Regions from separate parts of the Homo sapiens genome. Here regions 2 and 3 are each linked to region 1. The links are chromatin loops, found by intact Hi-C in ENCODE. Cell type or tissue: CD4-positive, alpha-beta T cell. All regions are shown on one strand.

Region 1 (8,000 bases):
TCCCTGCCGTGTGATTGGGGAGCTGCCTAAAATGGCCACCCGGGACTGTGTTTCAGACGAAATCCAGCATATCAGCAACTTGAGTCTCGTGGTGAGCTCTGTGGCCACAATCACACAGAGCCTCTGCCAAGGCTCAGGAGCCCTCGCAGTCTTTCTCAAATGGTGTTTTCTGCTCATTCAAAACAAAATAAGTAGGGGGGGGGGCTGCTCACGTGCTTCCAGTCTGGGACACTAGGACCACCTAAACCACACCCACGATCTTGTCTGATTATTTTGATTCCTTGTTGGCTCAGTTATGCATTATGGCAACCAAACCACAGTGTCATTGGCCATAAAATGCCAATCCTTGGTCCCCACCTACCCTGGGATCCCCTCAACCACATCTTGCTACCCAGTTAAGGTTTCAGCAACACTGAGAAAAATGTATTTTTATATTGAGAGAGGAAACATTCTTTCAATTGTGAAAAATTTATAAGGCAGGAATGTGAAAATATTTTAAAAGACATTTTACAAAGGGTGAAAGACCCTCCATTAAACCACTCAATATATGACACTGTAATTGGCCTCCCAAACCCTGACTTCAGCTCTGGGTTGGGACCTTCTGTAAAGGGGCCTTTCATCCTCAAGCCCTCCTCTCCTCTCCTCTCCTCTCCTCTCCTCTCCTCTCCTCTCCTCTCCTCTCCTCTGCTCTCCTCTCCTCTCAGCCTGTGCCTCCTACATACAGAGACAGCTGCTCTCAGTCTTGGTGGCCCTGAGACTGACAACCATGATCACATGCTCTGGAGATAAACTCAGGATAAACATACACTTAGGAACCAGCAGATGCCAGGCCAGGCCTCGGTGCTTGTAATCTGGTATAACAGCAAGTGACCCTCAGGGACCTCTGCCCAATTCTTAGGCTCCAAATCAAGGAACATGGCCACCATGACCATTAGTGGGGCCCAGGCCCGCGACAAGGCTGACTATTACTATACTGCAGATAATAACAGTGGGAGCAGCTGGCAGGGACTCATAGTAACACAGAGAGATAGGGACTAGCCACAGTACTGTCCCACCTCGGCCTGCCTCTCATTCTCACCTGCCCTCTGAGCAGCTATAGGTCAGGCCTCAGGGTCAGGTGTCCTCTCTGGTCTTAACCTGGCCCCTGAGGGGCTGGAGGTTCTGAGCAGCTTCTCCATCCTCTCAGGGCCTGCATGTGTCCAATGAGAAGTGGACAGGGTGAAGGTGGTCAGAGCTGCCAGGACCTTTGTCAGGTTTGTGGTGTACATGAACAGTTTAGGAATCCACACAAAAGCACATGGTCCCAGTTGTAATCATACGTCATGCAGGGGAGGAGAGAGCTGTCGCAGAGGGCACAGTCCTGCAGAATTTCTCCTTTCCTTGGGTAAAACCAGCTCAGTGGAAGCCCCAGGGGCTGTGTCTCCTCTGGTTTCCAGATGAGTTGACCCCCACATTCTAATAGGTTGCCTGATGCCTGACAAGGACTGGAGACCCAGCCCCTTTTGGCCTCAGGGCCCTTTCTGTACTGATATTTCTCAGAAACTGAAGAGGAAGCACAGACACTACCTTTGGTCCCACCTGGGAACTGTGTTTGGGGCACACTGACCTCCCATGGCCCCCAAAGTCCCATCACCTTCCCCAGGTAGGTCAGTCCTGACTGGATGTGCCCCCAGCGCCCTGATAGTTTGGAGTTTATCTTTGGGCTCTGGGCTGCTTTCTGAGGAGCTCACTAAGAAACCCTTGATGCCAGGCCCAGGACCTGCGCCTCTGCTGCATGTCCCAGGGCTGCAGGTGTGAAGGGAGGGTCCTGCTGGGTGAGGGTGATGCCCTTTTCCAGGAGAGATGTCTGATTCCAGTCTCTAGGGCCACATTTATTGGGCTTTCTTTTCTCACTAGGATGTCTCAGTCTTTTTATTTCCTTCTTTAAAAGTACAACTGGTTTAGGGTGACCTGCTCGGGTCCCCTTCCACATTGTAGAAGCTTTGTTATTTCACTCTTCACAAAAAATCTCGCTGCTGCTCACTCTTTGGGTCCATGCCACCTTAAAAAAAAAGTACAACTGGTTTAATCATGAAATCATGTGTACACACTGAAGTTTACAGATTATTGCCATCAGCATATATATATATATATATATATATATATATATATATACTGTTTCTGGTTGGGACAACTGTGGACAAGGCCATACTGGGGTCTCTGTCTCTCTCGTTATCACAAGTGAGGATACTAACAGCTCTCTTTTATGCAGACTGTGGTCATGTTTCCCAGTTGCACACGAATGTCTCTTATGGTTGTTTAGTTTCCTTACCAGCCAAGACCCTTAAGTTTTCATGCAGACAATTGGATGTTATTTCTCTCTGACCCAACATTTTTCAAACAGTATTCCTTGGAACCCAACAAAAGTTCCACAAGAAAAGCTCAAGTCTCTGGTGCACAGTTGGACCAGGTTCATTGTGTGCAGTAGGACCTTGCTCAAGTGATGGGTCCATTTGATATTTTCACTATCAAGGGGAAGGGTGTTACGACTTTTGGGCACTGAGTTGATAGAGGGAAGATAGCAGCTGATGATGGCCCTACCCACCAATGTGTGTGTGGGCAGTACCTATTGATGGATTTAGAAGTTGAGGGAACTGTTTATTCTGCAGATGGAATTTCCAGTACTGAATCTCCAGCACCCAGCCACTAGCATTCAGCAGGTGCTCTGTAAGAAGACCTTCACTGCCAATCACAGCCATTACACAGGTGAAGGAGAGGATGACTTTTAACAGCCACTGACTCACAGTAAACTGAGGTAGAAATTCAGCTTCACAAAGTGACTTTGAGGGAACAGACTGAGGAAGCAGGTTAATTATTCGCTGAAGGCTTTGCCCAGAGCAGGAACAATACAGGGTTGATGAGGACGTAGGGATGCCCTGGTGTGGAAGGAACAAGGCCTGAACCAGGAGCAGGAAGAAGCATGGGAAAGACCACGCTGCCACATGTGATGAGTCAGCACATGGAAGGCACAGCAAATGTTGCGCAAAGGTTTTTGTGTAATAACCTGGCAAACAGCTGCTTCTCTATCCAGATTCATGAGCCAAAAAATGTTACTGATGCATTGCTGTCACATGTTAAAATGCTGGGAAGCATGGTGACATTCAAGGAAACCTGTTCTCTGCAAACACCTACCCACCGGCACAGGAGACACCCCAGCTATGCCAAGGGCTTTGTCTTCCTCTGGAGTAAGAGCCTGGGAACAATCAGGTGGCCCCTGAAAGGGGTGCCGCGTCTTCTGCTCTGCATGGCTGAGTTAATTGGGGAACTCCCAGAGAACATTCCAGAAAACAGTCAACCTGTCTGTGCTGGGTGCATTGAGCATGACCCAGGATCAATGGAAGAGACAGAAGCTTAATTTCCTTATGGCTGCAAGGTGAGCACTGGGAGGACGGCTGAGGCAGGTTAGCCACCGCCCCTGAGTGGCTTCAGCCCCAGGCAAACAGGGACAGGTGAAGGGCCTATCTGAGCGCACCTGTATCTAACCAGTCCCAGCATCAGCAACTGCATCCTGTGGACCACGAGGGGGTGTGTGTGCCCAGCCCCTCACAGATCACCTGAGCATAAACAGGAAATTCTCCACCTTACACCCGACTGCACAACACATCTGCCTCCAGCTCTTCATTTACAAGGTGATATCACATCAGACAGGGACTGATCTGGGTCCCAGATCCCTCAGGTTTCCGCTATCCTTTCCAGTCCCCACACAGAGCAGACTCTTCACTGCAGGGTGTTGAGCCAGCTCTTCCCCTCACAATGCCTGTTACAGGTTTACAAGTTACTGTTCTCCAATATGATTGGGGTTTGTTTCACTGTTTCTCTATATATATATATTTGCATTTTCTTGGGTAAGCTGAGCCCCTTGTACCTGGTCTTGAGTCAGGCAGGGGCCACACAGAGAAGAGGACTTCCTCCCCTGGCACCAGCCGTCCACAGATCAGGGCATCAAGGACCTGAGCAGCAGGTTCTGAATCCACACCTAGACCCCGGAAGTCCCTGAGCTCCCAGCCGACAGTGTGGAGCAGCCACCAGGGGGAAGCAGAGAATCAACTGGCAAAGCGACCTGGGGATGGGGCAGGCCTGGGTGATAGGGAGATGCTGACATGCAGTAAGAGCCAGTGACCACCACCTCAGATTTAGAGGGAAAGGGTCTTTATTGTCCTAGAGTATTGTCCTTGACACTGATGTAAAAATTCTAGAATCACATTTTGTCTTCAGCTCTTTTGCATGCTGACTCTTTGTCTGACACAGATCCAGGCACTTGACTTCTCACAACGCCCCCTCCTCCACACCCAGTTGTGCTAAAACTGCATCCCCCTCATGTGCAGTGTCCTCTCTGAGGTCACAGGTATCCCCCTACTCCCATTTGATCTGGGAACCCCTGTCCTGCAGACATAGTGGCTGGCTTCTAACTTCCTAGCTGCCCCTCCACATCCACCGTCCCTGGTCTTTCCCGACTCTCTCCTGGGGAAGCTGCCAAATCACAGCTCTTGATTTCCTGGTGAGTCACAAAATAGTTGCTCATTAACCTTTAGTTGACTTAAGTTCTTATCCATTGATACATTTTCCCCAGCAACTGGAGACATCATATTTATAATAAACATTCACTTCTGGGGATCTTGGAGTTTGCAGCCCCCTCTCATTCTCTCATGGAGCAAACATTTCCTTCACCTCCTCATCTGTCCCTGGTCCTGACAGCATCCTGGAGATACTGAGGCACAGCAGCAATGACCTACCTAGAAGCTCACAGCCAAGGCAGAAACTTCCAGCATCTCATGGATCTTCCAACACTCTGTGCGCACTTGGCAAATAAGGAATTTCATTGACCTCTATCACTCAGAGGTTGTGGGCTGTGGTGGGACCCGCACCTGTCCAAGGTGTGCATTATCACCTGTACAGTGGAGACGAAGAGGGAACTTGCATTGGGTTCTGGAAAGTACTGTCTAAAAATAGATTTAGACCTACACCAGAAATGTCCTCTCTAACATAAAATATTTATGATAGGACACATTAGAGGCCTAGACCAAAATGAAATACCTCCCTCCAGAGCCAAGATAGAATGGAGGAGGGGACTGGGGACCCCAGATAATTCCACAGTTACCAGCATGACTCTATGGTCACCTCCCAGACCAGGTCAAAACCCATCCCATAGGAGGGACTTCATATTCCTTTGTAAATACAGACAAAGTCACCTCTGAGCTCTGCTGTGACCAAGGGAGCCCAGGAGTGAGGCTGAGCACAGTGTGATGTGGGGATGTGTGCAGAGAATATGGAATCAATTCATAAAGGAGATCCTGTGGGCAAAGGGTGGGAGGGCAAGGTCACCCCTAACCTCTTTGGGTCCCTTGGGGCTGTGCCCTTCTCGAAATCACAAGGCTCCTCCAGCAGCAGCCCCTGACTCTGCTGATTGGCATCATGGACCCTTCTCTCCAACAAGGGGTTGAGAGACCTGGGAGGAGCCTGCCCAGCCTCAGACTTGAGAAGCAGCATTGGAGGCACTTCAGCCATGGCCTGGCCCCTCTTTTCCTTGGTCTCCTGACTCACTGCACAGGTGCTGCCCCCAGGGTCTCACCCACCTGCCCAGCCCCAGGCCTCCAGGTTCAGCCTGGCCGTCAGTCTGAGCTCAGCAGGGCCCTGTGTGTGGTGGGCAGGATGCTCGTGACCCTGCTGCAGGGGGAGGGGCTGGTTGGGGTGAAATGCCCCCACTCTGTGCTCCTGTGCTCATAGGTGCCCTGAGAGCTCTTTTATTCCTGGGGCTCACTCCAGCCCTGGCAAGTAGCCAGATATCCTTGGGTTGAGACCCTCAGTTTCAAGTTTTTTCTGTCCCCTTTTCTTTCCTTGTAGGCTCTGTCACCTATGAGCTGACACAGTCACCCTCAGCGTCAGTGGCCCCAGGACAGATGACCAGGATCACCTGTGGGGAAAGCAGTATTGGAAGTAAAAGTGCTCAATGGTACCAGCAGAAGCCAGCCAGGCCCGTGTGTGGGTCATCTATGGGGATAGCGGGCGGCCTTCAGGGATCTCTGAGAGATTCTCTGGCTCCAACTTGGGGAACGTGGCCACCCTGACCATCAACAGGACCCAGGGTGGGGACAAGGCTATTACTGTAAGATGTGGGACATTAGCACTCCTCATCCCACAGTGACACAGGGAGATGAAGGAGCAAAACACAAAAACCTCTTCCATTGGTGTCACTCTTGTCCTCCAGCCCAGGAAGACAGTGGACAAAGCCATGAGTGTGTGTTGCCCAGTTAACCTGGATGTGAGACCCCCAGGCTGCCCTTTCCACAGGCCCTCCAGGCAGGCTCTGCAGAGGGGGCATCAAGAGTGAATTTAGGGCTGAGATGACCAGGATATATTGAGGTGTGGAGGAATCAGTTGTGATTTGGGGAAGTGGGGCCTGGTTGGAAGATCAGACCAAGGTCGACATGCTTAGTTGGGCTCTGGATTTCCATAGGGGGTGAAGGCTAGTCCTTGGGCTGAATATCCTGAGTCAGTTTCCAGAACTGCCCAGCTCACGTTCCCGTGGCATCCTGCCATTCTCTTCAGGAAAACCAGTGGAGTGGACACTGTGGGATCCACCCATATTCCCTCTTCTGAGCTCACCCACCCAGCACTGCTGGTAGCTCTGGCAGCTCAGAGCTGTGCCCTCACTGAGAAGGGCTGTCAGCAGAGAAAACTGTCTCCTCCAGGTTTATGCCCCTTCTTAGCAAGGTGTGGTTTCATAACTGCCTGAGGTGAAGCTCTCAAGACTCCCTTTCAATATGGGAGAAACAGAAAATCCTCCCAGCTTCACAGCTCCTTATTGGGATGGTAGAAGACTCAATGTGGGTCAGAGTGTCCTTGTGCCCGGTGTTGCCTCCCTCACTTAGTTTCACACCTACTGTGAAAGCAAAGCTCCATCTCAGAGTCTGCTTCCAGGCATCCCAAAATAACATAACCAGTCATCCCGAACGTGAGCCATCAGGAACCTCAGGAGGCCACAGTATACCAGAAAGCACCAGTTTATTCCTAATGATCATTGTGAGTTTGCAAATGCCCAATGAGATCTGAGTGTTTCTTGCATTTGTATGGAATGAAAAGGGCCCTGGCATGCCAGGCACTGTGGGGTCTGAGGGAGAGTTGGAGTCAGATCTCCCTGCAGGGAAACCTGGGGCAGGAGGAGCAGCCTCATCCCATGCAGGGACCACAGATGCACCTGCAGGGTGAGCTGCAGGATGGACACTGCCCACCTCCACCCTCCACATTCTGTGCAAAAAATCATTCTTTCCACCCCTCCTTCAGCCTATCAAAGTTGACACTTAAAAAGCCACCACAGCCCACCCTTGTCAACAGGAAACCCATTCACATCTCCATCAGCCACACAATCTCCACATAAAGATTCTTCAAAAAATAATAACACTTGCCATGCAAAGTATATATATAAGATGTCTCAAATAATTGTACTTAGATTGCATATGAAAGTGATACTATTTTGATATGCTAGGTAAATAAAGTAAATTATTTAACTCATTTACTTCTTCCCTTTGTATTTTTAATGCGATGACTAGACATTCAGATTTCCATGAGGCTCACATCATATTGTGAATGAACAGTGCTGGTCTGCACCCCTTCAGGTTACAGTGGCTGAGGAGTGACCTGGTGCAGGAAGCCCCATCTCCATCCATAGGACATTGGTGTGAACCCAGGGAGAGGCGCTGGTGTAAGAGAGATGAGAACACAGGTGTGAACCACCTGCTTGTGCAGGGGACTGAGCCTTCACTTTGAGCCAAACAAGCTTCTTTTCCTATCTTCAATCCTGAGCAAGAGGACTTTCCGGACTTCTTTTTGTTTTCAGGTTTGTGCCCCTCCAGGCCTGAGGCTGTCTGGATCCCAGCCAGGGGACACAGAGGAAATCCAGAAGTCTCACACCGACCCTGTTGTATTTCATCTGCTGGGGCCATCCCAAACTGCTGCGTACCATT
Region 2 (8,000 bases), 190 kb after region 1:
GGGGCAACAGGCGTAGTTGAGGCTACAGGGACACAGGTGTCAGCACAGCATACGAGAGGGCCACCTTGTTTGTTTTCTGACTTCCTCTTAAAATACAGTTTATCGCCCTTGATCTTTAGTTTCAAATAGTAACTATTCACAGTAAACAATGTGACACAGTAAACAACGTGTACAGAAAAACAAACAGGAGAAAACAATTTGCCCCTTGTACTTCACCCAGAAGAGCCACTGCTAATATTTTGATGTATTTCCTTCTATTTTAGTTGCAAACTGTAACAACCATTAAATAAATAAATACGATGAATTTGTAAAGTTTACAGAGTAATAATAGGAGTGATGATTGCACAACATCGTGAATGTACTAAATGCCACTCAATTGTACACTTTAAAATGGTGAATTCCACATGATGTGAGTTTCACATCTATTAGCCTCCTGGGCTAGGAATACTGCCTAGACCTCAGGAACCACGGAATTCATCATCTCTTTCCTTTTCCTTAAAGTTTGACCTCCTGTGTGTGCCCTTCAACAAACGGTTTTTCAGCTTGTCCTGCTTTTGAACTTCATACGGATTGAAGAAGACCATGTGTATTTTTCATGGTTTGCTTCTTTCTCAACACTGTCTCTTTGATATTGATGTTGATGAATTACTCATTTCACTGCTGACTAGAAGCCCACTGTGTGGAGGTCCCATCACTCAGCTGTCCACTCTGCTGCCACTGACACATGGGCAGTTTTGCCCAGGAGCAGGGCATCAGAAACACCCAATTGGAGTCCAGTGTGACAGTTTGTCCAGGGCCTGTCATTGTACAACACATCATTTCACTTTGTTTTTCAAACATAGTGAATTCTTTCCTAATTAAAGAAGAAAAGAGTATAAAGAGAAAGTTTCCAGTGCAGCCTGGAGATCTGTACTGGTTGTATCTGGAATTCCAGACTCAGCCTTGCATTTCACATAGCAGATAGATGATGATGATGGAGAAGGAGAAGAAGAAGGAGGAGGAGGAGGAAAGAAGGAAGAAGAAGAAGAAGAGGAGGAGGAAGAAGAAGACGAAGGGAAGAAGAAGAAGGAGGAGGAGGAGGAGGAATAGACAGACTGACAAAGATTCTCTACGGTTGTCACTTAACAACATATCCATGCAGGTGTGGATAAACCTGGGTGCGCATCACACTGGGAACAAGCAGCTCCAACAACACTGAGGCAGCCTCTTCCCAAGTCAGCTGGACAATTAGGCTGCTTTGCTCAGGTCATTCACTGTTCTGAGCAGGACACAGCCAAAGCCCCTCGCCCCCACCTCTGTGCAAGGATCCAGTGACTGACTTGGGGTTGACCCTCTCTGCAAAGATCAAAGGTCATGCCTGTCTAAGGCCTTGGACGCATGTCCCAGACTGACTTCCAGAGAAGAGAGCCTGAACTGCCCTGCTGAGTGCCCAAAGAGGCCCCCCTGCATCCACGAAAGGTACCCATGAGGGTGTGGAAGGAGAGGCATCCACAGGAACTGGGCTCCCACCTGCCCCACCTGACCCCAGCTCTACACTGAGAATAGGAAAGATAGAGGGGCCCCCAGGGCCTCCTCCAAACTCCCCAGAGCATCCACTGTGAGGTGACCTGAACCAGGCCCCAAGCTCCCTCCTCAGGGAGGCCTCAGACTCCTCCACCTCCGCAGCCTCCACCGTGGCTGCTCTGTGTCTCTCTCTGGCAGCACCAACCACCCCCACTGCTACTGACACCACCATTGGAGAAGGCTCAGGGCTATGAGTTCAGCCTCTGGCTGCTCTGGAGATCTAGGGAGGCAGGAGGGCTGCAAGTGGGGGCTGGGAGAGCTATTCCAGGTCAGGGGTCTGTGGGCTGGAGTCTGTGAGGTGTGCACATGTGGGGCTGAGGGATGGCTGGAGAGGCCCTGTTGGTGGCCACTGTCTCCACCTTCAGAGCCCAGGAAGGAGATTTGGCCCCTCCTGCATCAGATAATCCCTAGCTCCTTAGTTCCCAAGTCTTCAGTCCCCAGCCTGGCTCTCCTGGGGTGGCTGCCCTTGCTGTGGGAGGCTGGGGGGATCTTCAGCCCAGCACCTCCAGCAGCAGGGCCTGGTGCCCCCAGCTCTGCACTGGCCCAGGTCTCAGATCCTGGGCTGTCAGCCCCTCATGGGTCCCAGGTGCCCAGCCCAGCTGCCCCAGGAGGCAGGGGGGTCTGGGGGACACCAAAAGAGTCTTAGAGAATGGACCTCACCACTCAGCCACACAGAAAAACTGAGGCCCAGAGGGGACAAAGGACTTGTCATGGGTCCAGCTGTGAGCCTGGCTGCCAGTCTTAAGGCCCAGTGCTCCCCCACAGGATGCTGTCACACACACTTGGCCCTGATGAGGTCCCCTCTTAGCTGGGATCCAGCCCCATGACCAGCACCCCGAGGCTGCAAAGGGTGCTGGGCTCCAGCACCCCAAGACTCCACATTGACCACTCTGAGCAGAGGAGCCCTTGGGTCTTTGGGGAGGTTAGAGAGCTGGCACCCCCACCCCAGTCTACCCGGCCCCGGGGTTCCTCTCTGGATAGGGGGCCCCAGTGCAGTTCACACAGGCCCTGCACGTGTTCCTTCCTCAGGGCATGCGTGGCTGAAGCTTGCTCAACACTAAACATCCCAGCCCAGTTTATTGAATGTGAGGGATACGCAGGGTCTGAGCAGAGCAGCCATCCCCTCCTGCCTCCCCTCCTTCCAGCGCTAGAGCCAGAGTGACTCCACTGTCCTGTGCCCACCCCCAGACCAAGGAGCCTCAGGACCACTCTTGGGGCAGGGAGCTCGAGGCTATAGGAAGATTGCCCCAGAGCAGGATGGCTGAGTGTTCAGGAGTCCAGCCATGTGGTAACCGTGCACTGCAGTGTCACCTGAACAGGGATGTCACCACGTGAAGGCATCCCAGCTGCATCCTTGGCTGACATATCCTAACTGTGCCTGTACAAGGGGCTCCACACACACACACATCCACACACACACACACACACAGTCACACTTACATACCCATTCATGCTCACACATTTATCCACACACATTCATACTCATTCACACACACACACGCATTCACACACTCACACCCACTCACATGCACTGGCCAGAGCCAGAGTCGATAGCGCCCTCTAGTGGCCACTGTTGTCCCTTCTCTAGAAGGTCTCTGTCTTATCAGTCACAACCCCCAGGAGTCTTCATCCGGAAATCCCAGGATGCACAAGTCTGGCAAGATCATTATCTCCTTTCACAGAGAGGGATGTGACCTGGCCAAGGTCCCTCATCAGGAAAGTGGTACAGCCCTCCCCTCCACCCACCACCAATGGTCCGGGTACTCAGATTCCGAATAACTCCAGCTCCTGAGGCCCTGTCAGAGCCCAGAGGCTGGGCCCTCTCCCAAGGGAGGGGCTGGAGCAGAGGATCTGGGGGCCCTTGTACACCCACCTGTCACATACACAGGGTGCACGGTCCCCCGGGAGGGAAGAAGACACCTTGGGGGAGAGGAATTTCCAGGCCAGAGAGTCCCAGAAACGGCTCTCCTCTGTGCCAGGTGGGACGGGGTATAGGAGGGGAGGGCCTGCCTGGGCTTTAGGAAAACACAGAAATGCCAAGAACATTGACACACAGCAGTAACAAATGCTAGCCTGCTGTCAACTATCACAGGCTTTTACTGAGAGGAAAATACAACTGATCAGGTTAGATTCCCCTCCGTTTCCCTCCCCCTTTTCCCTGAGAGAAACCCAGTGCTGCTCACTCCACATGCAGCCATTCAACAGCTCTGGATGTGGCTTTATGCCCAGGGGACCCAGTGGTGGCCTCGGGGGCCAAGCCCTGGAACCAAGTGCCATTGGGTGACATAGGCCTGGAACAAACACCACGTGATGCTGTCATTTGTGATGTGATGAGTTCTTTACGAAAAAGACAGGGTCAAACGGGAGACTGTGACAACTGCTGGTTTAGCTGGATGGTCAGGAAGGGACACCCCTGAGTCAATGAGGGGACCGGCCAGTTGTGGAGGTGCCTGGGGAGGAGCGCTCCTGGCGGCAGAAACAGCAAGTGCGAAGGCCTTGGGGTGAGACTCTGCTGACGAATTGCAGAAACAGCAAGGAGGCCATGTGGCCAGATCCAAGAAGAGAGGAGGGGTGAGGGAGGGAAGGGGTAGAGGGAGCTGGGTTGCAGGCGGGGGTGGGGGTTCCTTGGGGCCTTACAGACCATGCTGAGCAGTTTGCATTTGTTCTCAGTTTTCAAATGCACCTGAACAACATCATGTGGAACCTGTCACGCTCCTTCTAACTTGCTACATGTATATCTCTAGTACTAGGAGATGCAACTAGATAAATAAGACAGAGCTCCATGGTTCAACATACAAATAGACGCTGGTCCCGGCCCATCCCCAGTGGATGGACATCTGGGCTGTCTGGGTTATTCATTCACAAACACAGGCCAGTGAGCCCCTGCATGTCCCCGTGCATACATCATGCCTCCCAAGGACACACACTCACCCTGTAACTAGAGGGACACACGTCTATATTTGGGTTTACTATGAACTGAGTTCTCCCCAGAGCAGCCAGACTAATGCACAGCCCAGCAGGGCCACCATCTCATGCCCCACAACCACACCCTGCCTTGGAACTGTGGACGATTGGGATGTTCCTATCCCCAGAGAGCACAGACATCTGGCACCAAATGAGAACCAGGTAAAGCCCAAGGGCGAGGCCCAGCCCGCCGGGCGTCACTCGAAGGTCACCAGACCCTGCCACCCTGATGCCCATTCTGCTCCTGCCTCGTTGACCTTGGCCTCCCTGAGCCTCAGTTTCCCCATGGTTTTATTCAGAGGTTGCAGTCCTGGTCCCTACTCTTTTGAGTCTGCACAGACTGGGGCCCTTCCCAGCACTGCTAGCATGGGGGCAGAGACCCTTGGTGGCCGAGGAGGGTGAAGTGGGCCACCGGAGCCGGGATGGGATTGCAGGACAAGAGGGGGCCACCGGGTTGGGTAGTGCGACCCCCGGAAAGCACAGGGAGCTGTGCCCCTCCACAGGATTCCCGCCCTCAGAGCCCCTCCCCTCTGTGCCCCAGAGCAGAAGCTGAGCCTGGGCTGTGTCCATGGTAGAGGAAATGCTCCCTCCATTGGGAACAGCGTGGCCGGCTTCTGGGCTTGGGGAAGGAGAGGGAGAATTCTGGGCGGGCGATAGAGGGGCCCAGGTTCCCTCTGGTCATGACCTTGAAGTTGCCCAGGTGACCAGGAAGGAGGAGGGTGCTCCTCTCTGTCAAGAAGATCTGAGCTTCTCTTCCCTAGAATCAGCTACTCTTCTATCCCCCTAAAAATGTACAGGAATTTTGCACGTTGAATGAATGGATAGTTTACTAACCAGTTTGGGAAGAATTGACACCTTTCAATCCATGAATATCCTCTGTCTTTCCCATTAGTATACTTTAATAATTCTCAAGAAAGTTGTACAATTTTCCCCATAAACAGCTTGGACATCTCTGTAGATGAACCCCTAGTTTACTGATATACATTTGTTGTGAGTTTTTGCAGGGAGCGGGTCGGGGGAGGTGTTTGTTTCGGTTTTGTTTAGAGACAGGGTCTGGCTCTGTCACCCAGGCTGGAGTGCAGCGGCACAGTTTTGGCTCACTGCTGCCTCAAATTCCTGAGATCAAGTGATCCTCCCACCTCAGCCTCCTGAGTAGCTGGGACTACAGGCATGCACCACCATGCCTGGCTAATTTTTAATTTGAAATTGTTTTGGTAGAGACAGAATCTTGCTATGTTTTCCAGGCTGGTCTCAAACTCCTGGGCTCAAACAATCCACCCGCCTCAGCCTGCCAAAGTGCTGGGATTACAGGTGTGAGCCACTGTGCCCAGTCCAACTGATATTTTTAATGTGATTGTAAATTGTATCCCTCTTTAATATTATTTTCCATTCATCTGCTGATGTACAAAAATATATTAAATAATAGGCTTATATATTTGAAATCAGATCTGGTAAATTTGCTACACTTTCTCATAGTTCTAAAAGTGTATCTGTGCAGTCTGTAGGATTTGCTGCACATTTAAACATGTCATCTGTGAATGGTGACAATTTTGTTGCCATCTTCTCAATTCCTACACCTTTCATTTTTTTCTTTCACCTTACTCTCCCTGCTGGTATTCAGTACAATGCGGCATCCTTGTCTTGTCACAAAGGATGTTTATATACAGTTCACTATTAAACACGATGCCTGCTGTAGGTTCCTTGCAGGAGTCTCTCACCAGATTAAGGAAGTTATTTTACATTTCTCGTATGGTAAGTAGTTTCTGAAAATCATTCTTCAGATTTTATTCAATGTTTTTTCTGCATCTTTTATTGTGATTTTTTTCTCCTTTAATATTGCAATTTGTCATTCTTCTAATGTCAAACCGATTTTGCATCCTTGGAATGCATGGACCAGACTTGTCCATTATGTACTAGCCAGCACTATATGTGGCACTACTGTGATTAAGGCATCGTTTATTCTTCAGAATTGTTTTATTCTCTGGAGGATCTTGTGTAAGGTTGGAATTTCCTACCAGTGAATCTCTCTGAGCCAGTTTTGGGGTTGTTTTTGTTTGTTTTGAGACAGAGTCTCGCTCTTTGGCCCAGGCTGGAGTGCAGTAGCGCCATCTCAGCTCACTGCAACCTCCACCTCCTGGGCTCAAGTGATTCTCCTGCCTCAGCCTCTGGAGTAGCTGGGATTACAGGCTCGTGCAACCACACTCAGCCAATTTTTGTATTTTTAGTAGAGAAGAGGTTTCATTGTATTGGCCAGGCTGGTCACAAACCCCTGACCTCAAGTAATCCACCCACCTCAGCCTCCCAAAGTGCTGGAATTACAGGCATGAGCCACCGCACCCTGCCTAACCCAGTTTTGTTTGTGGGAATATTTGTCACTATGTATTCAATACCCTTAGAAGAACTGAGATTTTCTACTTCTTCTTGAGTCAAATATATGTGTTTGATTAGATTTTTCTAAGAATACTCTCATTTCATCTCAAAGTACTGGCATAATGTTGTTAAAATTGACTCTATTACCCATTTTAGGTATTCCACATCTATAAAACAACCCCCCGCCCCCAGCCCTGTTTACACTCGATATGGGTGATTTGTGCCTTCTTTCTTCTGTTTTTATTTTGTTTTGTTTTGTTTTGATATAGAGTCTCGCTCTGTCACGTAGGCTGAAGTGCAGTGGTGCAGTGGTGCAATCTTGGCTCACTGCAACCTCTGCCTCCCTGGTTCAAGTGATTCTCCTGCCTCAGCCTCCCGAGTAGCTGGGATTACAGGCGAGTGCCACCACACCTGGCTTATTTTTTGTATTTTTAGTAGAGACAGGGTTTCGCCATGTTGGTCACGCTGGTCTTGAACTCCTGACCTCAAGTGATCCGCCCACCTCAGCCTCCCAAAGTGCTGGAATTACAGACATGAGCCGCCGCACCCACCCAGTCCTTTCTTCTGTTCTTGATAAATTCACCGAATCAGTTTCAATTTCTGTAATATTGTAAAGGAACTAACTGCCACTTTCTTGCTGCATCATCCCACTGAATATATGATCTACTTCTTTAATACTTGTTCTTCCCTTTCTTATTTCCTTCAACTTTTCAAGATTATTTTACTGCATTTTTCTGAGATCTATGCATAGCTCATTCTTTTTCAGCTTATTTTCTATAAAATTTCTATACATATTTTAAGGTAATCAATTTCCCTCTATGTACTACATTAGCTGTATCTCACAAGGTTTTCATGTAATGATTTCATTATTGCTTAGTTCAAAATGTGACCTAATTTCCAATTTGAGAATCTCTCTAAATCACTGGGAACATATTTCCTCATTTCCAAGCATATGAGGATGTTCTAGTTATATTTTTGTGACTGATTTCTAGTATTTTGCTTACAGAACATATGTGGAATGTTTTGGTCCTTTGAAATTTGTTTAGGCTTGTTTTACAGGCCCACGTATGGTCCATGTCTTAGTCCATTTGGGCTGTTATAAC
Region 3 (8,000 bases), 50 kb after region 1:
TAGACCTCAGATGGAGGAAAGGCAGTGCCGAGGGTTTTAGATTGTTCGAAATAAGAGAGATTAAAATGATTTAAAATAGAGGCCCAGGAGCTGAGGCAAGCATCCCCAGGTGTTCTCCTGCCAACTCCCCCCCATGTCTCAGAAGCTGTTTTCAGGCAAGTCAGCCAGGGAGGAAAGTGGGGGAGTTTGTAGAACCAAGGATTGCAACTTCATCCATGAGGAGGAGGTGTAGCCAGCCAGGTGGGGAGAGGCTGCTAAGCTCATCTGAAGGCTGTTGAAGGCTTTCTGGCCCCATGGTCCTGGGCCATCCCTCCCTGCCCAGGGCCGCATTCCTCAGCTGACAGCCACAACCTTGAGAGAGGCCTGTGAGTCTGATCAGAAATCCTGCCAGGGCCCCGAGGGGGCAGGCATGGAAGGGAGGTGTCTAAGGTCACAGGAGACACTATTTGCTGCCTGTGGGGCTGGGACAGGCTCCTTGAGAGGAAATTCGGGCACTGTACGGGAGGAAAACACAGGACAGGGAGGCCTCTCCCCAAAGGATTGTGATGATAGAGACCAAAGCATCTGCAAAGAGCCCAGCCCTACAGGGGATTCTCTGAACACAGCATTCCTCGGGGCGTCTGTGTTATTTTGCCAGGGTTACCATAATAAAGTAGCACAGACTGGATGCTCAGAGAAAAGAAATGTCTTCTCCACTAATCTGTAGGTGATGTTAGAATCTGAGATCAAGGTGTTGGCAGGGTTGGTTTCTTCTGAGGCTGAGCGAGGGCCTGTTCTGTGCATCTCCCTGGCTTCAGGTGCTTCTGGAAGGATGTGCTGTTCCCTGAATTACAGACAAACACCCCAATCTCTGCCTCCATGTTCATATGGCATTTTCCCTATGTGTGTCTCTGACCATGTTTCCTCGGTTTTTTGTTTGTTTGTTTTTTGCTGTTGTTGTTTTGTTTTGAGATCGAATCTCGCTCTGTCGCCCAGGCTGGAGTGCAGTGGCATGACCTTGGCTCACTGCAACCTCTGCCTCCCAGGTTCAAGTGATTCTCCTGCCTCAGCCTCCCAAGTAGCTGGGATTACAGATGCCTGCCACCACCTTCAGCTAATTTTCATATTTTTAGTAAAGATGGGGTTTCATCAGGTTGGCCAGGTTGGTCTCGAATTCCTGACCTCAGGTGATCCACCTGCCTCAGCCTCCCAAAGTGCTGGGATTACAAGCCTGAGCCACTGCATTCAGCCATTTCCCCCTTTTATAACAACACCGCTCCTGTTGGATTGGGAGCCCACTCTACTTCAGTATGATGTCATGTTAACCCATTACATCTGTAACCACCCCATTCCCATATAAGATCCCATTTTGAGGTTCTGGGGCTGAGGACTTCAATATCAATTCGGCGGGGGGGAGCCTACAATGTAAATTTGTAACATTGTCTCTGTCATGGGCCAGCTGTCAATATTCCCTGAATATCCAGGATCCACCCATGCTCTCTGGCCATCACCAGAGTGAGCAAATCCCTGACACATGGATAAGAGTTGCTTCCATGGGCTCCCAGCCAGGCTGGAAATTCTTGATTCATGGAATCAAGAATCTTTCTCCAGTGGGTGGGGCTAAATGCAGCTGCCTCCCTGACAGTCTCCCTGGGACACTAGGCTTATCAGCTTTTCTCCTAAAGCTGCAGGTCCTGACTGTCCTGAGCCCCAGCTCTGCTGTGGTCTTTGCATCTTAAGATCTTATTCAACTCGCTTTTGTGCCTCAGTGGACTGACTTACAGGAAAACAGTGGGAGATGCCCCTGCTCTCTCTCCCCAGGGTCTCCTCCCCTCAGTGGCACAAGACCTGCCCTATTGACTGGCAGTCCCCCCATGCCCATCTCAACCTCCACACTGCCCACTGTGCACGGTCACAGGTCACAAACTGATTGTTCACTTTGGGCAGATCACCTTGACAGTTTCTGCAGAACTGGGTGCTTCTTCCCAGAATCAGGAATTTACAAACAAGGCCAGTTCTAGAGATGCAACTGGGAGAGTAATGTGCATCACAGCGAATCTGGACAAGACAAAGTGGTTTTGCTGTAGTTCTCCTGGAACACATTCTGGTGATGTGTCCATCTCCCAGGATAGTCTTAGCAAGTTACATCCAATGCTGCATCAGGACCCACAAGAAAAGGAACTGGCCTGCATGAGTGGCCGGCAGGGTCCTGGGAGGAGACCCTGAGATGCCCAGTGACAGGAGGAGTGGATTCTTAGGTTGGTAAGCGTGTGGAGGAACTGCGAGTGATGTGCTCAGCCAGGTACAGGAGCAGGCGTATTGGTGACCTGTGGCCTCATCTTATCTCAGTTGTCTCTTTAGACCAAACTCCAGGAAATCAGCACATAGAGACTTCTGTCTGTCTCCGAGATCATCGCAGGACTTCACACGTCTTTTCTATTTATAATACAACATCATGTTGTGATTGAATTACTTTCATCACAGCCTCAACAGTCCTAGGTCTGAAAACTAATACATATACTTAGAATATTAATTAAGGAATACTTTCTTGTCAATTATGTTTATTAAATTAAAAGACTTCAGTATCTAGTGTTACAGCTGTCCTAATTCAACAGCCTTGACCTTCTTAGAAATAAAATCCTGATCCCAAATTTTTCTGGGGATATGACTGGCACAAGGAGCCAAGCAGACATCTGGATGTCCCAGTGTCACTGCTGACATGTGCTTTTTTGTTATCTGTCATGGGGTGAACAGAGGAAGTGTCCCTACCTCTGTCCACAGAACCCATCAAAGACAGTGCACCTGATTAAAGAAGAGAGGGTTGTGATCAGAGGGGTCCGGGGTCCTGGGATGAGGTGGGAGGAGGAGACTCATGGGAAGAAAGGAAGCAGGGCAGGAAGAAGCTGAAGTTCAGGCTCTGAGGTGCATCTCCTGCATGGAATCTTGACTCCACTCACTTCTGTCATTGTGTAATCTTTCAATGTTGGTTCTGTCATCAGTAAACTTGAGGAGAGGTTATGCCATAAGCATAGGGCTGAGGAAGGGTTATTATAAATATCCAGTCATGGTTGTGCCTATAAAACACTCACCAAAGACTCTGAATATATTAAGGTCTCATAAGTAGTTGTTTTGCATAATCTAGTGATACATGGAGGATGGCATTCCTCCTGTGGACAGCAGGAGGCACTGTGGGTGTATTGTTTGGGGATGCTAATAGCTCCAAGTCCCCCAGTAGAGCTCACGTGCAAAGGGTGTGACTGATGTTTCCTTTCAGGTCCAGTCTTTTTGAGTACAATCCACTCTCCACTCCTGACACCCACTTGGCCCTTCTCCTGCCTTTGAGAAATGACTACCCTGAGGCCATCAGCTCCAGGGCTCAGCTATGAGCTCAGACAGACACGCTTGGGAATAGAGAACAGATTTGGATTCAATGCTCCTTCCTTCTTGAGCTTCAAGAAGAGGATAAGATAGGAGCTGGTTGTGTCCAGGCTCCACTGGGCAGCCTCGATCAGAGCTCTCGGAAGTGCCTCCCACCACGGCCTGTGTCTCCTTCTACCTCCTGCCCTTCATATTCTCCACAGGTTGGAGCATCCAGAGAATTCAGGGAAACCCTTTCACTGCTATTTCCCCCCAGCACTGGTCCTCAGTGGCATTCTTTCCAGTTCTCCTGTGCATTCAGCATCATTCATGAAATTATATGTTTCCAGGTCTCTGTGCTCTGTCTGTGCTGACCCAGCCCCCGTCTGCATCTGCCTGGCTGTGAGCCTCAGCCAAGGTCACCTACACCAGTGAATAGTATCAACAGAGACCAAGGAGGTCCCCCTAGTGTATAATGGAGGTTAAGAGTAATGGCAGCAACAGCAAGGGGAACAGGATCCCCAGTCACTTATTGGGCTCCAGCCCTGGGGCTGAATGCTACTTAATTATCTTCAACCTCCAATCTGAGGATGAGGCCGAGTATCACTGTGGAGAGAGCCACATGTTTGATGGTGAGGATGGGTGAGCCACAGTGACACAGACCAAGAAGTGAGGCCAAAACATACCCCCTCCCCTTCCTCTTCAAGGACTGAGAGTGAGAAGCCCTATGTCATCTCCATTGACCCTGAGAATGTTGACTCTCCCCCTTTCAAATTTCATCATCCCAGATGTCCTCCCTCAAGACACCCTTAGGCAGAGGCAGATGCAGGCCATGATTGAGGCCATTTTGATAAGTCATCAATCTGTTTCCACCACACCAGCCTGTGGGGACTACACTGGGAGAGACCAGAACAGCCCAGGCAGGAAAACGGCCCTGAGAGAGGGGTCGGGCTGAGATGACTGCATCCAGTGAGTGCCATTGCACCCTGCACCCCTGCCTCAGGGGACTGTCATGGGGCTCTGCCTGAGGAGGCAACATGGATCTTGACATGTCCCCAGCCATTTATGAGAACTGTAGTTGTGTGCATCCTCATTAACACTCAATATTATTGTCAGTTTTTGTTTAAAGCCACTCTAATAGATCTGTAGCGATTCTTATTAATTTTTTAACTTGTATTTTCTTAGCAACATCAGGCTGAGCATCTTTTCAGGTGCTTGTTATCTGTATATCTTCTTTGGTGAAAAGCTTAATCAAATCTTGGTCTATTTTTAAAATTCACTTTTCCCCATATTCCCCTTCATGCAGTATTTTTCAAAAATGGTGAATAAATGAAAGTTTTGCTGACATTTAAAAACTCACAGAATTGTTCACCACCAGACTGTTGCTATTAGAAGGGTAAAGGATATCCCTAGACAGAAGGAAAGTGATGTCACATTGAAATGTGAATTTACACAAAAAAGTGAAAACATCAGGCTGGGCCCAGTGGCTCATGTCTGTAATTTCAGCACTTTGGGAGACTGAGGCAGGAGTATTGCTTGAGCACAGGAGTTTGAGGCTGATGTGAGGTATGATCATACCACTGCAGTCCAGCCTGGGCAACATATTAAGAATCTGTCTCTATTAAAAAAAAAAAAAGGAAATAAAAAAATTAAATATCAGGTACAGTAACTACATAGATACTTGTGAAAACCTCTGTATTATGTTAATGCCAATAAAATACAGTTCACTGATCAAAGATAAATTAATAAAATACATTGTGATTTATAATGAAAATAAAGGCAAATTATATGACAAAGACAGCACAAAATCTGTGGTGGGTGAAGAACATGTTATCAAGGTCTCATATGGGAATGTGTAACAACTGCAGGTAGATTTTCATAAGATCTCTATATACATAAACCTTAAAGTAGTCATTAAATCAAACCTTTTGATCAAAAAAGAATTAGAGCGAATAAGCTACATTAGGGTTATCCACAGAAACAAAATTGGTAAGATATATATGTGTGTATAACATACATATGTGTATATACACATGCATGTATGTGAGCATATCGAGAGAGAGAGAGAAACTTAAAAGAAGAAATTGGTTCATAGGATTGTCCTGTCTGACAAGGATAAAAATCTCTTGGGCAGGCTGAAGGCTGGAAATGCAGGTAAGAGTTGATGTTGCGTCCTGAGCCTGAATTCAGCAATACAGGACTTAAGAAATCCTCACTCTTTGCTCTAAACACCTAAACACTTTCTTTTTTTTTTTTTTTTTTTTTGTGAGACAGAGTCTCACTCTGTCACCCAGGCTGGGTTACAGTGGTGTGATCTCAGCTCACTGCAATCGCCACCTCCCAGCTTCAAGTGATTCTTGTGCCTCATCCTCCCAGGTAGCTGGGATTACAGGTGTGCACCATCACATCCACCTAATTTTTGTATTTTTAGTAGAGACCGGCTTTCTCCATGATGACCAGGCTGGTCTCGAACTCCTGGCCTCAAGTGATCCTCCTGCCTCCTTGGCCTCCCAAAGTGCTGGGATTACAGGTGTGAGCCACCAGGCCTGGCCTGCTCTATACACTTTCTACTCATGAATGAGGCCCACCGCATTGTGATGAGTAATCTGCTTATACAAAGTCTACTGAGTTAAATGTGAGTCACATCTGGAAAATATCTTCACATAAACTTCTATGTTTGTACTGGACAAAATCAACCTGGAACCACATCCTAGTCAATGTGCCACTTAAAATTAACCATCACTTAAGCCGGCATGAAGATAGAAAGGAACCATTTTTTAAAGCAATCAAAAACAGAGACAGAGAAAGGGAAAGAAAAACAAGGAACATATCCATAGATTGTATTTTTTAAGTCACTTTTTGAGGTTTTCTGTTGTTTTCCTGTTTTCTATTTCATTGATATTTGGCTCTTAACTATATTAATACCTTTTCTCTATTTAAATTGAATTTCAATGCTCTCCTTTTCCTTAGATTTATGAGGTAGAACCTTAGTTTATTTTAGATCTTGCTTCTTTCCACTGCCAAACATTCAATCCAATAGATTTATTTAAAACTACTTACTTATATCTATTTTTTAAATTTTAATACATTTGTTTTTGTGTTTTAAAAGTTCAGTATTTTCTAATTTTGTTGTGATTTTTTTCTTTGACTTATGAAATATGTAGTTTTATCTTCTTTCATTTCCAAAAAATTGAAGATTTACCACAGTTCATCATGTATCAATTCCATTTAATTAGTTAATTCTGCATTAAATCATACCTTGCATGAGCTTCATATTTTCAAATTTGTTAACATTTGTTTTGTGGCCTAGAATAGGAAGTATCATGAAAAATGTTCCCTGTGTATTTGAAATAGCAATGTTTATTCTGCTGCTGTGGGTATAGTTTTCTACGAATTCAATTAGCCTAAGTTGGCTAATAGTTCAAATATATATTCTTACTGTTTTTTTGTGTATTTATTTTGTAGGTCTGTGAGAGAGAGCTATTGAAATGAACAACACTAATTGTAGAATTTCCCATTGCTTCTTTTGAGAGAGGAAAATTTCCAGTCATGGTTCTTAATACTTTATTCTCCTGACAAAAGGTCACCTATGATTTTCCAACACTAATCAAGGAAAAAAAAAAGGCAGAGTTAAAGCCACACTCATGGATGCCACGGGAGCAGTGGGTGACCACATGATGTCCCTCCACTGGTTCAGTAGATTTAGCGAGACATTATATTTTGGCTTTTAAAAATCATAAATCTGGCTAAGACATCCATGAACAAATTTGAAGACATACACATTGAATAAAATATGAAAATTAAAAGAAAGGTAACTGCATACGTAAAACATTGCTATCACAGCACCTGACTCATGGGAAATGGATAAAAAGTATTATAAATTCAATTACATTTACTTACACATTAAACAAATATGAATTTAAACCAGTTCACTAAACTGTCTCATATACTGTTTAGGTGATGGAGATTTATTGGTGCACAAAAAAGACAAGAATACCTGCTCTCAGAGTGGCATCATGGAAGATGGTGGAGTACGAAGCTCCAGCAAATGGTCCCTCCTGTGAAATTACTTGAAGTGGCAAGAGTCATGACATTAACTCTCATAAAACAACAGAATCTTGTCCCACATTTGCAGTATTCAGGGATGTGCCGATGAAGGGAGAGACATAAAATAATCTCTGTCAGGTCAATTTCTGGCCATGGAAATAATTGAACAGAAACTGCATGGATCACTCTGACAAGGAAGCTGGTCCTTACCAAAATATTTTGGAAATGTCACCACGCAATTGAATAACAGCACCTTTCAGCAAGCAACATCAGCCAAGGCAGAGAAGAGAGACAATCTGATTTCGAGAGTGACAATATCATAACATCCAAAATACCCAGATCTCAAGAAAAGTTTACAAAGCAGACAAACATAAAAGAAAGCAAGACCCACTAAAAGGAAAGAAATAAATCAACTGAATGCATTCCTCAGGAAGCACAGGCATTGCACGTGCTACACAAACACTTCAAATGAACTGCCCGTATATGCTCAAAAAGCAAAAGGACTCCATGGAAACAGAACTAAAGGAAAGCAGGGAAATGATGTTTGAACAAGCATGAAATATCAATAATGACAAGTTTTATAAAGGAACCAAGCAGAAATACTGAAACTGCAAAGT

The links. Peaks named below come from ENCODE experiments on the same cell type or tissue, not always from the same donor. Only the 100,000 strongest peaks of a DNase experiment are listed, where the experiment ranks them.
Region 2: a loop joins it to region 1, with 2.5 times the contacts of the local background. A loop is called at or near these places in 16 of 110 quality-filtered maps.
Region 3: it touches region 1 in a loop (3-fold over the local background); 7 of 110 quality-filtered maps call a loop at or near these places.

Annotation. Positions count from the first base shown.
Region 1 is chr22:22,749,665-22,757,664 of GRCh38, forward strand. It overlaps IGL and the pseudogene IGLV3-15. Among named protein-coding and RNA genes, the nearest start is that of LL22NC03-102D1.18, 42 kb to the left of the region's middle. In CD4-positive, alpha-beta T cell, a CTCF peak has its summit at 4,049 (motif pointing right); DNase peaks (open chromatin) are centred at 3,027, 3,577 and 4,067; H3K27ac peaks cover 1,849 bases.
Region 2 is chr22:22,939,808-22,947,807 of GRCh38, forward strand. No RefSeq gene overlaps it. Among named protein-coding and RNA genes, the nearest start is that of IGLL5, 56 kb to the left of the region's middle. RefSeq lists enhancers at 1,451-1,540, 3,181-3,270, 3,911-4,160 and a silencer at 7,407-7,456. In CD4-positive, alpha-beta T cell, CTCF peaks have their summits at 3,153 (motif pointing left) and 3,359; a DNase peak (open chromatin) is centred at 3,124.
Region 3 is chr22:22,799,379-22,807,378 of GRCh38, forward strand. It overlaps IGL. Among named protein-coding and RNA genes, the nearest start is that of MIR650, 19 kb to the right of the region's middle. In CD4-positive, alpha-beta T cell, CTCF peaks have their summits at 3,144 (motif pointing right) and 3,352; a DNase peak (open chromatin) is centred at 3,183; H3K27me3 peaks cover 245 bases.